Linked DNA regions of Homo sapiens: region 2 is linked to region 1. Evidence: chromatin contacts called from ENCODE Hi-C data. All regions are on one chromosome and are shown on one strand. The core of a region is the stretch at or near the end of the contact, and the rest is flanking DNA. Distances in the headings are between cores, read along the strand shown.

Region 1 (7,617 bases), core at 1,956-4,455:
TTACATGAATGCTCTCTTTAAGAACACCTAAGTCCTGCCGGGCACAGCAGCTCATGCCTATAATCCCAGCGTTTTGGGAAGCTGAAGCGGGTGGATCACCTGACGTCAGGAGTTCGAGACCAGCCTGGCCAACATGGTGAAACACCTTCTCTGCTAAAAATACAAAAATTAGCTGGGCGTGGTGGCGGGTGCCTGTAGTCCCAGCTACTTGGGAGGCTGAGGCAGGGGAATCGCTTGAGCTTGGTGGCGGAGTAGAGATTGCAGTAAGCCGAGATCAGGCCACTGCACTCCAGCCTGGGTGACAGAGCGAGACTCTGTCTCAAAAAAAAAAAAAAAAAAGAACACCTAAGTTCAAGCTAAAATACACATTTGAAGTATTTAAATTTTTTAGATAAAAATGAAGAATCGAAGAGAGTAATGAGAAAGAGATTATCTTTAACATGTAAATCTATTCCAAACCTAGCTGGAAAACTAAACATAAACAAAAAACTGGGAATTACCCAAGAATTCTGAAGCAATTTGGGGGCAAATTTAGAAATCCTCCTCAAAATACATTAGCCACCATGAAAGAGAAATGAAGATTGTTGGTATTATTCTTGTTAATAAGGAGAGCCGTATAAGAAAGTCAAAGTCCTTATCAGTGAGCAATGGAATGTCATGGTATAGATTCACTACTATTCAAGTGTTTTGCGCTATGGAAAGAAAAGTTTCTGTAATGACGAATCTTGCTTGACTGAATAAATACACATGTGAAAGATTCACTGATATTACAGGCAAAGGCAATTTTAAATATTGAGTAACTATGAAAATGTTCATCATGTTTTTAAAAATAGATCCTAGAAAAGAACTAGAGGATGCGGATAATAGATGTGTTTCTGGGTGAGTATAAATATTTGTTCTTTCTTAAGGACCTTGGCTAGGAGAAGTTTCATTCTTGTTTTTTTTTTTTTTAGAAATTACTTGTAAGAGAAAGTAAGCAATGACATTTTTAGGACTTTTCAAACCAAAATGCTAAAGCAAAAGGAATAAGCTACAGAGAAAATGCACAAATTTATAGGAATAGGCTGAAAAGTAGCACATGACCTTCATTGTAAAGAATTGCATTTAGAGAAGAAAATAACCCAAAACATATGGATTTGATATATATAGCATAAACTTTCTGGTGCAAAGAGGTTTACAAGGCATTTAGATTGTTTGCTTATGAAATCATTCTCACAGAGCTACAGTGCAAAATTTCTCAATGACTAGATTTTATCATTCATTTGGCAAATAACAACTGAGCACCTATTATGGGCCAGATGCATTTCTTAGTGGTGAGCATATTATGTCAATGAACAAAACAGAAAAAAATCCCTGTTTTCATGGAGCTTACATTTCAAGGTTTCTGTTAAAAACAAAAACTATAGCATTATTTTGCCTCTAAACAAACTTATAGTGAATTTACCCTCAAGTTCCTTAATAAACATGGCTTGAAAGATCTAGTGAAGGCCAACTCAACTGATCAAGAAGATGGGTTGCCTTAAGGCAAAATTTTTAAAAGTTGGTTTATGTGTCTGGAAAATATAAGTTCAAAGACAGTGTTAACAAAATCATGGAATACGTTATGAGAACAAGCTGTTCTTTCAAAGTAATGATGGCCTGAGCTGTCATAAAATATACATATAGCTCTGAGGTATTTAAAATTTTTAAATAAAAATGAAGAATTAGAGAGGATAATGAGAAAGAGACTGCCTTTAACATGTAAACCTTTAAAAGACATCTTTGAAAAGGGTATAGATCCTCTTTGATGGCCAGAGTCACAAAGTTGTAAACAATTAAGAGGAAGTTTAGTGAAATCCTAAAACCAACCAAACAAACAAAGGGACTTGAGAAAACTCAGATGTGACATGGCAGGTCCAGCTGAAAGCACTGAGCAAGGAGAGAGAGTGGATAGATAATTCAAAACAAAAAACAAAGCAAAACAAAAAACAAAACCAGAAAATTTAGGGAAACCTGGGACACACTCATGGAAATGGTGGCGATACAACTTCAGGGAACCAGGAAGGGATGGATGCTAGAGCTGGGAAACTGTTAGTAAAATACTGATAATATCTACAGCACACTAAGCTTCAAGATATCCTATAAAGCTAGTTGTTACTTAGACAGCAGTTTGCACTTAAAAGAAGTCGGACATGAGGTCTATAAGAAAACAATATTACTATGTTTCTAGCCCAGAAATACTCCTTTCTGGCAGAGGTAGATGGGCAGGAAAAACAAGGTCTTCAAAGGCCCTGGTTATGAGCAGGGATCGATGAATGGGAGGAGGAAGTGACACCTGGGAACCATTGATTAAAGATTTCAACCCATGACAAGCTGAGAGATCTGAGATTAAGCTTATCACTGAATTGATCTTTATCTCCCACATTCCTCTATTCTTCAATGGAATTAAGAATAGTGTGTGCACCAAGCTTCAACAGCCTGAGAAGAATGGCCTGGAGAAGAGAAAGCTGATCATGTAAACACAAATTCACAATGCCCAGAATAGAGGCATCATTCTTTTGGTACCCTCAGATAAGAAAGGAAACCAAGGAAGCCTAATCTTTTCAAGTGGCATCAGAGTAGGTAACTTGTCAGGGTAGGTACCTGAGGACGGTTGTGTAGGTTGCTGTGTAACAGCACATGGCTTAGGAGCGAAGGCTGGGATACAGCCCATTCTCTACTTGCCCAGCCAAGACACCTCGTGTGGGGCTGCATATGCCCAGAAGAAAGGGTGCTTTTTTCTCAATTACACAAAGGCACTACACAAGCTAGCATTGTCCTGGGAACTGCATCCCCTCAAAAACCACGGTCAGAGGCAGAGCCCTTACCTGTCAATATTGAGATGGCATTTGGCATTTCTTTCTTTTGTGTGTTGCAACACTGTGACCACGTTCACTGGGTTCCTTTACTGCCCCCACATGGGCACAGACATGCTAAGGGAGCTTCCTCTTGCCTTGGTTCTCACCCAAATAGGTAACACCAACCACCCCTGAGAATGCTGAACAATGGGTTCACCGAGACAACTGCAGAAGAGTTTCGACAGAGATGCTACAAAATTACAAATTCCCTTTTGCATAATCCACTAAGAAGAGGAATATTTACAGTCCAAGATTTCTCAAAAACTTTATAGTAGGGCCCTCAGTAGACTTTATTTAGACACAATGTCTCAAAACTGTACCTAGTTAGAACTTGTCAGGCTCAGGGGGTTTTCCACACTTCTGAGCAACGTTTTTCATCTTTACGCAGAGCTTTGACAGTTGGCAGCTGTGGGGTCCCTGGCAGTCTCTGGATTCATAGAGACCCCCGAGCACACATACCCTGACCAGTGGGCTCCTGTGGTGCTTTTAGTAACCACCAACAAACTGCTGTCTTTTCCTATGATAGAACAATCTAGTTCAAAGAGAACTGTTGCAAACACTTAATGCCAAAGCTATTGGTTTAATGATCCTGGAGTTACTGCCAGTAATCAGGCACCTTGGCTACCTTTTTTTCAACAGATTCTTTGTTGTTGTTTATTTTTGTTTTAATTTCCTCAGAGAGCTTTTTGTTCCTTTTTATCCAGCAGATTTCTGGAACCCCAGCTCAGCTGGCCATTTCAAGTCCTCTGTTCAGGCTCTGTTAAGAGAACAAACAAAACTGTACTGGAAAATCACTTATCATGGGTAGAAATAAACCCGGAGGGAAGTGTCACAAAGTGAAACTGGCTTTTTGGATCTGCTTGGTGAGAGTGAAAGTAAAGGTCAATTTTTGGTAAGATACTCTGAATATTAGCAAAAGTGGAACTGTGTGCTGGGGAAGAGAGTAGGAGTTGAAGGTCAAGGGGAACTTTGGTGGCTGCAATAACCATGATTAATTTATGAATGGACTCTAAGCTATGTAAATGGATGCTTCTGATGAGTCTGGATGAGTAGGGGGCAGGAAAGAAAGTTTTGAGGTATGAGGAAAGTCCAGAAAACATGCTAATCAAATGTTCCATGAAAGGGGACAACTGAGTGGCCATACTGATGCTTTATTTAGTGCTTGGAAGGACCACAGGAGGGCTTACTGCAGAAACCACAAGGACGTTCTATGCAAGATGGCGTGTGGTCAATGGCTGGCTTCTTACAAAGCAGCAGGGTCCAGAGTGGAACATCTTGTTACTAGGCATTGTTTTGTATCTCATGTGTTTAAAATTAGTTTTTAAGCATTATATTGTATGTCTCAAAATAAAACAAAACTCCCAAAATAAAAGACAATAGGTTTTCTAAGAAGACATAAATATGGTTCTACAGCATGAGTATCATGATTTTTGCCTTAGGCAAACTTAGAGCTAGAATGTTTGTAAGAGTTTTCTAGCTAAGCCTATCTAGCTTCATGCAATACATGTCTGCATGTTGTTCTCCCAGGCTTGTGTCATGATGGGAAGAGCCCTGGACCTGGAATCAGAAGAGTTGTATTCTAGATTAACCAACTAGCTATGATTTGGGCAATTACTTAGCTCATTCATTTGTATATTAATTAATACACACATATTCATTTATTCAACAGTTATATATCAAGAATCTGCTATGTATCAGTACATGAGGATCACATTTTCCTCATATGTAAATTAAGGAAACTGCCTAAACTCCAACATTGAAATCATATAATTTATTTTAAATGTCACATTATTTTGAAGCATTGAGATAAAAATCTAGGTCATCTCACAAACAAATGGAAACATAGCCCATGCTCGTGGATGGGTAGAATCAATATTGTGAAAATGACCATACTGCCAAAAGCAATCTACAAATTCAGTGCAATTCAAATCAAAATACTACCATCATTTTTCACAGAACTAGAAAAAACAATCCTAAAATTCATATGGAACCAAAAAAAGAGCCCACACAGCCAAAGTAAAACTAAACAAAAAGAATGAATCTGGAGGCATCACAATACCCAATTTCAAACTACACTATAAGGCCATAGTGACCTGACAAAGCAGCATGGTACTGGTATAAAAATAGGCACATAGACCAAGGGAACAGAATAGAGAACCCAGCAATAAGGCCAAATATTTAGAGCCAACTGATCTTTGACAATGCAAACAAAAACATAAAGTGGGGAAAGGACTCCCTATTCAACAAATGGTGTTGGAATAATTGGCTAGCCACATGTAGAAGAATGAAACTGGATCCTCATCTCTCACCTTATACAAAAATCAACTCAAGATGGAGCAAAGACTTAAATATAAGACCTGAAACCATAAAAATTCTGGAAGATAACATTGGAAAAACCTTTCTAGACATTGGCAAAACCTTTCTAGACATTGGCTTAGGTAAAGACTTCATAACCAAGAACCCAAAACCAAATGCAACAAAAACAAGATAGATGGGATTTAATTAAACTAAAAAGCTTCTGCACAGCAAAAGAAATAATCAGCAGAGTAAACAGACAACCCAGAGTGGGAGAAAATCTTCACAATCTACACATGAAACACAAGACTAATATCCAGAATCTACAAGGAACTCAAAGAAATCAGCAAGAAAAAACAGATAACCCCATCAAAAAGTGGGCTAACGACATGAATAGATAATTCCCAAAAGAAGATATAAAAATGACCAGCAAACATGAAACAATGCTCAATTCACTAATTATAAGGAAAATGCAAGTCAAAACCAAAATGTAATACCACCTTACTCCTGCAAGAATGGCCATAATCAAAAAAATCAAGAAATAATAGATGTTGGCATGGATGTGGTGAAAAGGGAACACTTTTACACTGCTGTTGGGAATGAAAACTACTACAACCACTATGGAAAACAGTGTGAATATTCCTTAAAGAATTAAAAGTAGATCTACCATTTGATCCAGGAATCCTACTAATGGATATCTACCCAGAGGAAAGGAAGTCATCATATGAAAAAGATACTTGTAGAAGCATGTTTATAGCAGCACAAGTCACAACTGCAAAAATATGAAACCAGCCCAAATGCCCATCAATCAATGAGTGGATAAAGAAAATGTGATATAGATAGATAGATAGATAGATAGATAGATAGATAGATAGATAGAAAGATACCATGAAATACTATTCAGCCATAAAAAGAAACAAAATAATGGCATTCGCAGCAGCCTGGATAGAATTAGAGACCATTATTCTAAGTGAAGTAACTCAAGAATGGAAAAACAAACATCATATGTTCTCACTCACAAGTGGGAGCTAAGCTATGAGAACTCAAATGCATGAGAATGATACAATGGACTTTGGGGACTCAGGGGAAAGAATGGGACAGGGGTGAGGGATAAAAGACTATACATTGGGTAGTGTACACTTTCCGGGTGATAGTGCACCAAAATCTCAGAATTCACCATTGAAGAATTACTCATATAACCAAACACCACCTGTTCCCCAAAAACCTATTAAAATAAAACATTCAAAACAACTTAGGTCATCTGATATAATACATAAACTTATTTATCAGGTTATTGGACCATGTATTTTCAAATAGTAGCCTGTTTTATTTTTTAATGGATATTTTACATTATAGAAATACACCCATTTTAACAAGCAAACATTAGAGAACACAAAAAAGTTAACAATATTCTTATGCTTCCTTCAGTTCCACTCTACTCTGATAATTAGTATTAACATCATTCTTCCATATTTTTCTCTGTGTTTATACAAATATAAGTAGAGTATATATACAATATATGTGTGTATATATATATACTAATACACAAAATATTTTTCTTTCTTTTTAAAATATATATATATTTTAAATTAAATATTTAATATTAAAACAAATATTGTATTATATATAACTCTGCTATTTGGTTATTTTGCATTTATGAAAAAATCTCTGACTATTCCTTCAGTTCATACATATTGCTCTAATTATTTTAAATAGCCAAATAATATTTGAAAATTATGAATGGACCAAATTTACTTTGTGAAAGAAAAATAAATCTTAGGGCCCAAAATCTCGAAGCTAAAGGGCAAAGTCAAGCTGGAAACTGCTTAGGGCAAACCTGCTTCCCAATCTATTCAAAGTCACCCCTTTGTTCATGGAGATAAATGCATATCTGATTGCCTCATTTGGAGAGGCTAATCAGAAAGTCAAAAGAGTGCAACCATTTGCCTCTTATCTACCTATGGTCTGGAAGCTCCCTACCCACTTCAAGTTGTCCTGCCTTTTTCAGACCAAACCAATGTTTGTCTTACATATATTGATTGTTGTCTCATATCTTCCTAAAATGTATACAATCAAACGGTGCGCTGACCACCTTGGGCACATGTCATCAGGACCTCCTAAGGCGTGCATCCTCAACCTTGGCAAAATAAACTTTCTAAATTAACTGAGACTTGTCTCAGATTTTCAGGGTTCACAACTTAATCATTTCTCTATGATGGAATAGCAAGTTGTTTCTAATTACTTTTTCTTCTTGATGTCACTACAATCAATGCACAATAGAAATACCTGTCTAGATATATTCTTACATACTAGTATTTTATTTATATAGAATAGATTTACCAACGTTAGATTGTTGGGTCCAAGGGTATGGACATTAAAACTTTTAATAGTGCTTCTTGGTTATTTTCTAAATTGGTTGCAATAATTTTCATTTCTATCAGCTATG
Region 2 (7,617 bases), core at 1,874-4,373, 590 kb after region 1:
AAAATTAAATGTATGGGAGTTGCTTTGAACAGTGCCTGGAACATGGAAAGAATGCAAAGGTGGCTATGAAGATTACTCTTGCTAGGCAGTACCATTTAGGCTTGTGGCTCCAGGTAAACATGTTTCCATCTTCATCCTTTTCCCACTCTTCTCTCATTCATTCATTCATTCATTCACTCATTCAATATTTACTAAGCTCCTTCCATATTTGAGGCCCAGGCAGTGTGGATTAAAAAGTGACTACAACAGAACTTAATGGGAGACACAGCCAGGCAAACAGACCACTTTAATCCATGCCATAAATGCAAAGATGGAGGAAGTATCAAATCTTCAGGAGCACAGAGCGGGGGTTTAACCGGGTCTGTGGTTTCAGGAAAGGCTTTTTGCTTTCTCTGAGATGCAACCTGAAGAATGCTTAGGAGTTTGCCAGCATAAAATGTCAGGGAAAGTCTTTCAGGCAGGTAACCCCAACGCAAATGGCTGAAGTTAAGAGAGAACTTGGTACTTCTGAGTAATTTAAAATAATTCAGTAAAGTTTAAGATTAGATGAACAGGAAAGTTTTTAAAGATGGGTCTGAGGAAACAGACAGGAACTAGATGAGAAAAGGCATTGTAAACCATGGCACAGGGTTTGGAATGTATCTTAAAAGCAATGGGAAGCCATGGGAGGGCTATATGTAAAGCAGCATTGTTAGATTTGTGTTTTGTTTTCTTTTTGGGGTATGAAGTCTCACTCTGTTGCCGAGGCTGGAGTGCAGTGGTGCAATCACAGCTCACTGCAGCCTCAGACTCCAGGCTCAAGTGATTCTCCCACCTGTCTCCCCAGTGGATGGGACTGCAGACACAAGCTACCATACCTTGTGTTTTAGAAGCATCATACAAGATGTGGAAAATGAACTGTTCGAGGGCAACACTGGAGGCTAGGCAGTTAAGTCGGAGGCTGATACAATAATTTAGGAAAAAGATGATAGTGACCTGAGTTATGGTAGTGACAATGAAATTGGATAAAACATATGGGTTAAGTGTTTAGTAGGTGGACTCAGCTGGACTTGGTGATTTATGAGAAGGAGTGGGTGTGGTGACGGAGGAATCAAGAATGATACTCTGGTTTACTGGCTACTGGGGTATTGCCATTCACTCAAGGGAACACAAGGAAGAACAAGTTTAGAAGAAAGATAGAGTTCGGCTGTGGACACAGTGAATTTGAAATGTCCCTGGAACATCTGGAGACACTGAGAGCCCAGAGAAGAGGTCTGGGCTGGTACAATAGATTTAGATGTCATCAGCATATTGCTGGTAATTGAAACCATGGAAGTGGAAAACTAAAGAGAGTGTATAAAAGGAGACATTTTCTAGGACAGAATCCCATGAAACACTGGCACTTAAGAGATGAACTGAAAAAGAGGAATCCCCAAAAGGAACTGAAAAGGAATATCCAAAGAGGTAGAAAAAACAGAAGTATAACAAGTCACTGAAGTCAAGAGGAAAAGGTACTTTGAGAAGAACACTAAAGTCAAGAAAAAACAGTATTTCAAGAAGACAGATGATATTAAATGATACAGAAAATTAAGAGACTCAATATTTATTAGTTTTAACAAGGAGATGTAGGTCTATCTAGATTCCACAAACACACACAGAGACACTTACACATACATACACATACTCACACACTTTAAACCCTCAGATAAGAGGCTAATGTTCCCCTAAGAGACAACAAGGTCTGGTCTCGCTTGTTTTTTTCTCCTACCACCTCCATCTTTTGCAGTTTCTTTGTGACTCATCTGTAGCCCTCAGCATACCAAAAGCAAAAAGAGAAAAGAAACAAGGGGTAGGGTACAACTCGAAAGTTCTGTGACCAAAACTGAATCCATCTCAGTAGTACCCTGATTCTAGCTGGGGCTTTTTGTTTTGGGTTTGGGGGGGGGGGGTTGTTTGTTTGTTTGTTTGTTTTGGTTTTTCTTATTATTGTTGTTGGTTTTGATGCAATCATGGCTTCCTGCAGCCTCAAACTCCTGGGCTCAAGGGATCCCCCCCACCTCAGCCTCCAAAATAGGTAGGACCACAGGTGCATGCCACCACACCAGGCCTGTCTTCCTTCCTTCTTTTCTTCCTTCCTTCCTTCCTTCCTTCCCTCCTTTCAGTTTTTTTTTGGTAAAGACAAGGTCTTGCTATGTTGTCCAGGGTGGTCTCCAATTCCTGGGCTCAGGCCATCCTCCCCCGTCAGCCTCCCACAGTGCTGAGATTACATGTGTGAGCCACTGCATCTGGCAAATTCTAGCTGTTGAACTGAAACTTCCCAATAGAAGCAAGTTATCATTATTTTAAAAGTAAACTGCAGAGATAAAATGCTAACTTGACCACTGAAGTCATGAAGTTTAATTCTCATCTCCTAAGAATTCAATTGACTCCTAGAAATTTTAAGAAGGGAGATCATGGACTATACATTTCAACATTTCAGAACTTTTACTACCAACTTTTGACTCAGGCAATACCATCTAGATAAAACAATAACAACAACAAAAGTACACATAGCTCAATTTCTTTGCTATGTTTAAATGATCACAAATTATTTATTAAAGAAAAAATGCAGTAGGAAAAGCTTGCCACAAAGAAAATGACTGACTTATTCTCAAAGTCCAAGTATAACTCTGAGAAATTCAAATGTATGAAAGACATAATTTCAAGGGGTTAGATATATGAACATTTTTACATTTTCATTTTTTAAACTCCTTTAAAACATATGGTTTAGTTAAATAGGATTTATTTGCAGGGCAGAAGAATGTCACATTATATGACTCACATCCTACCTAAATTTTCCTGTTGGAGCTTTTCCTCTGACAGATGAGTAATCTCATTTTATGTTGGATCAGACCCACAATTTGATACGGAGTTATGGCCTGAAATAGGAGCCAGTTGCTAGCTGTAGAATTCAAATGCTCTCCAAGTACAATATAGTTATCTCATTGCTTTAATAAAAAATTAACATTATGTGGGAAATTTCTGATGGTCTTCATCACTAACGAAGTATACCCAATTTTGATCCTGAAGAGAACCAGAAGTTCCCCTAAATTCCAAAAAATGCAAAGAAGGCAAATACTGTACACTAAATAGAATGAAGAGAGATCCTGCATTCAGCAAAACAGCTGATGCCAATCAGATTAAAGACCTGCACAGAGTAACAGAATCAACATGAGACTAAGCTTCTTCATCTCCCTGCCCCATGTCTCCACCATGAACTCTTCAACCAATCAATGATCTCTTCACTTCCGCCCACTCTCAAACCTTTAAAAACCCAAGCCCAAACTCACTAAGGGGATGGATGTGAGGTTTCCTCCTATCTCCTAGTTGGGCCAGCCCAATGATTAAACCTCTTTCTTTGCAAACAAAAACAAAAAATAGTCAAGTGAGGCTGTTAAAGAAAGAAAGAAAGACAGAAAGAAAAAGAATGAAGAGCTTTATACTGATTGCAGACAAAATTCTAAAACAGGTGATCAGATAGTCTGTAATCATTTAGAAATGTAAGAGGTGACGATTAGGCATCAGCATGGGCTCAGCACAATCGAATTTTACTAGAGAATATAATGGTCCTATCAAAATAGGGTTATTTTTGGAAAATAGATTTGCCAAGCTGCTATCATACACACCAGAGAGCCTAAAAAGATGAAAACTTGAGTTATTTAGCCATAACAGAGTATACAAATATTCTATTGGCTATGTTATAATTTACTATGACTTTGCAAAGTCACTCATTCAACATATATTTATTGAGGGCTTGCCTCATGTCTCACACTGTGCTGAGTGCTTATCTATGAGGTAGAAATTGTTATCATCAAGAGGCAGCAGCATGTGACTTAAGCACACAGACTTGGAACCAGATAGCCTGCATTCAGATCCTGACCTTGTCACTTAAATGGCCATGTGACCTTGAGAAAGTAATTTAATCTCTGCCTCATTTTGCTCATCTGTAAAGTGGAGTGTAAGGGAATTGTGAAGATTAAATTAATAAATGCAAACATCTTAGTACAGTGTCTGGCATGTAATAATTGTTCTATGAGCATCAGCTGTAACAATTCCATTTTCAGGAGGTGCTATTGACAATGTTTGTGTTTCTCTCAAAATAATCCCCTAATAATCCCAATGTTTGTGTTTCTCTCAAAATAATCCCCTAATAATCCCCAATATGATGGTATTTGGAGGTGGTGCATTTAGGAAGTAATTAGGTCTTAGGGGTACCCTTCTAAAAAGAGACACAAGAGCGAGGCTGTCTCTTCACCGTCTGAGAATATAGCAAGAAAGTTGCCCTCCGCAAACCAGTGCCTTGATCTTGGACTTTCCAGCTACCACAACTATGAGAAATAAATTTTTGTTGCATAAGCCACCCACTTTGTGGTATTTTATTATATAGCAGCACGAGCTGCTTAAGACAAGAGGTAAGTAAGATCATGTGTCGAAGACATCACAGTTTCCCCAGCAAAGATCTAAGCCCAAGGCTGTCTGATGCCAAAGCCCATGCCCTGAACCACATCAGAAATGGCATTTAAAAAGTGTGACATTTTTGGCTTTCAAAAAAACATTTGACATCCACTTCTTTCTACTTTTACTTTAATAATGTATCCAGATATGCAAAAGACCTAATGTGTCTGGGAAGCTATTTCTGGGTCTATATGCCGAAACTTTCCTAGAGGCCAGGAAAGTTACTTAGAACATTGGGCTTGCAACTTTGAAGGCTATACCTCTCCTATTTTAAAAGGTACATCATGGCCAGGTGCAGTGGCTCTCACCTGTAATCCCAGCACTTTGGGAGGCCAAGGCAGGCAGATCACCTGAGGTCGGGAGTTAGAGACCAGCCTGACCAATATGGAGAAACCCCATCTCTAGTAAAAATACAAAATTAGCTGGGCATGGTGGTGCATGCCTGTAATCCCAGCTATTCGGGAGGCTGAGCAGGAGAATAGCTTGAACCTCCCAGAGTTCTGTAATTATAGGCATGAGCCACTGTGCCCGGGCCATTTACTTAATTATTGACTCCTCACATTTTCAGGTTTCCTCAAATGCCCCCTCATCAAAGAGGCCTCTCTCCTGATTACATTACTTCACAGTAACTTCTTGGCCACTCTCTCTCACCGGGCTTTACTTTTCTTTGTATCACCTCTCATTACCAGGCACTACTGATAGTTTGTTTATTACTTTTTTGTCTACCTGTCTCTATAATATAGGCTCCAAGTGACCTGTTCTATTTTGTTTACATTATCCCAGTGCTTAAAATAGAGCCTGGCACATAGTAGGTTCGCAAAGAATACTTATATAAATGACTGAATTCTTATAAATTTTTACTTCTTACAAACCTAATTTTTATTAGTAATACTAGAAACAAAAATTAAGGGAAACTCCCATTATCAAACTTTTTTTTTTTTGAGAAAGGGTCTCACTCCGTCACCCAGGCTGGAATGCAGCGGCATGGTCACGGCTCACTGCAGCTTCAACCTCCCAGGCTCAGGTGATCCTCCCACCTCAATCTCCCAAGTAACTGGGACTATAGGTGTGTGCCACCACACCCGGCCAATTTTTGTATTTTTTGTGGGGACAGGGTTTTGCCATGTTGCCCAAGCTGGTCTTGAACTCCTGGGCTCAAGCAATCCTCTTGCCTCAGCCTCATGAGTAGCTGGGATTATAAGTGCACACCACCATACTTGGTGTTAGCAACATCTTGATAACCTCAAATGTTGAAAAAAAAAAAAGGCAAATGGGGATTTTATTTATACTATCATCAAGGTGAGAGTAGTCTAGTGAATTACGAGATTCATAAGTAATGCTCACCTGAGAAGAGTTTGTGCTCAAAGTTGCATTAGTCATCTTTTGCTTCTTAGCAGCCTAAAGCAGCATACACTTATTATCTCATGGTTTCTGTGAGTCAGGAACCCAGGCATACATTAACAGGGTTTGCTTAAGGGTCCCTCTTAAAGCTACAATCAAGATGTCAGCGAGGGCTAAAGTCTCATCTAAAAGCTCAGCATAGGAAGCTCAACAAGCTCACTTCTGTGACTGTTGTCAGGCTTCAATTCCCTTTGAGATATAGATTTAGGTCCCAAATATTTACCTGGCAACTGGCTGCAGAACACCCTCAGTTCCTTGTCATGTGGGCCCCCTGACATGGAAACTTGCTTTATCAAATCCAGCAAGAGAGGGAGTCCGCTAGCATGATCGAAGTTATATTTTCTTATAATCCAATAACAGAAGTGTCATCCCCTTAATGTTGAGGTATTCTGTTGATTACAAGTAAGTCATTCAAGGGGAGGGGATCACATAAGGCCCTAAATATCAGGAGGTATGAATCACTGGGGGCCATCTTAGGGGCCTGTTACCACTGAAATACTATCTCAAAATAATATTATATTGCTTGCTAGAGAAATGTACGCTTCAGCCAGGCACAGTAGCTCACACCTGTAATCCCAGTAACTCAGGAGGCCGAGCTGAGATGATCACTTGAGGCCAGGAGTTAAACTAACCTGGGCAACATAGTGAGACCCATGTCTAAAAAAAAAAAGATAAAGAAAAGAAACGTGCCTACATGATACCACAGTCCAGCCTAGGCTGTCCATGGTCACCTCATGGGAGAGTCAGCATCGTCTGGTGTTCTCCCATTTCTGCTGAAGCTGCTGCCTCTGAAACAGCCTAAGCCTTCCTTGTTAGACAACTTTAGGAAGAAGCAAGCAGGGTAAGAGCGAAGAGATACAAAATAGAAACTTTTCCTCTTAAGTCATTTATTTGAATAAGGAGTTGATCAATGGTATGGGTACAGCATCCCTGGGAGTTGGGCTAATGGAGAGCGGCCAACATAGTACAAATAACGTATTCTGTAAGAGCCTATCCATCAAGAACCAGGGCCACTTTTGCATGTAGAACTCCTCCTATTGCTTGTGATAAAAGCTCAATATCAACCTCACTCTTGCCTGTATGCTAGCTTTGGAATTGTAGTCAGACTTCATATGTCTCTTTGCATTAATGAGCCCTACTTCATCATTATACTTCTAATTGTGTGTCAAGTTAAAGCATGAGAAATTGAGTTTGGATAATCTAATAATAGCAGCTTTATTCTCTATATGGATATCAGATGGCAAAGTAATTAAATGAGGAAAGTTAAGATCCTCACAGAGAGAAAGGCAATAACCTGGTTTGGTGTTAAGAGTGAAGAGAATACACTTGCCATAGAAATGAATTCCCATTTACAAGAAGCAGCACAGAGTACAGTCTCTGGAGTCAGGCTGTCTGGGTATGAATCCTAGTTCTGTGGCTTACTAGCTGTGCAAACTTGGACAGATTACTCAATCTGTCTGTACCTTGTAACATAGGCATCTGTAAAAGACAGATAACGAATACTGGTTCACTGTAACAGATGGACCACACTGATGAGGGCTGTTGATGGGTGGACGAGGTTGTGTATGTGGGGGAAAAGTGTATGGAGACTTCGTGTACTTTCCGCTCAATTTTTCTCTTAACCTGAAATTGTTCTTAAAATTGTCTATGAGTTTATAAAATCATGATGTTAAAATATGCCTCAAGATTAGATTGTCACTGAAAGCACTCCTTCCACAAAGTGAGTGAACAGCAAGTTAGCAA

What was found. Hi-C counts contacts between places; a loop is a spot of excess contacts on that map. Pooled maps may share reads with other maps.
Region 2: a loop to region 1 is called in a pooled map, with 2.6 times the contacts of the local background. The contact joins two enhancer-like sites. A Hi-C loop is called at or near these places in 2 of 37 single-sample maps with no recorded cell type and 2 of 50 pooled maps.

Annotation. Positions count from the first base shown.
Region 1 is chr4:121,197,211-121,204,827 of GRCh38, forward strand. It overlaps a transcript of TNIP3 not described here. Among named protein-coding and RNA genes, the nearest start is that of TNIP3, 37 kb to the left of the region's middle. Within about 2 kb of position 3,206, at least 4 of the 41 ENCODE cell types and tissues checked have a DNase peak (open chromatin) inside an H3K27ac peak, as active enhancers do.
Region 2 is chr4:121,787,313-121,794,929 of GRCh38, forward strand. No RefSeq gene overlaps it. Among named protein-coding and RNA genes, the nearest start is that of EXOSC9, 10 kb to the right of the region's middle. RefSeq lists enhancers at 1,601-1,650, 7,182-7,476 and a silencer at 7,182-7,476. Within about 2 kb of position 3,124, at least 2 of the 41 ENCODE cell types and tissues checked have a DNase peak (open chromatin) inside an H3K27ac peak, as active enhancers do.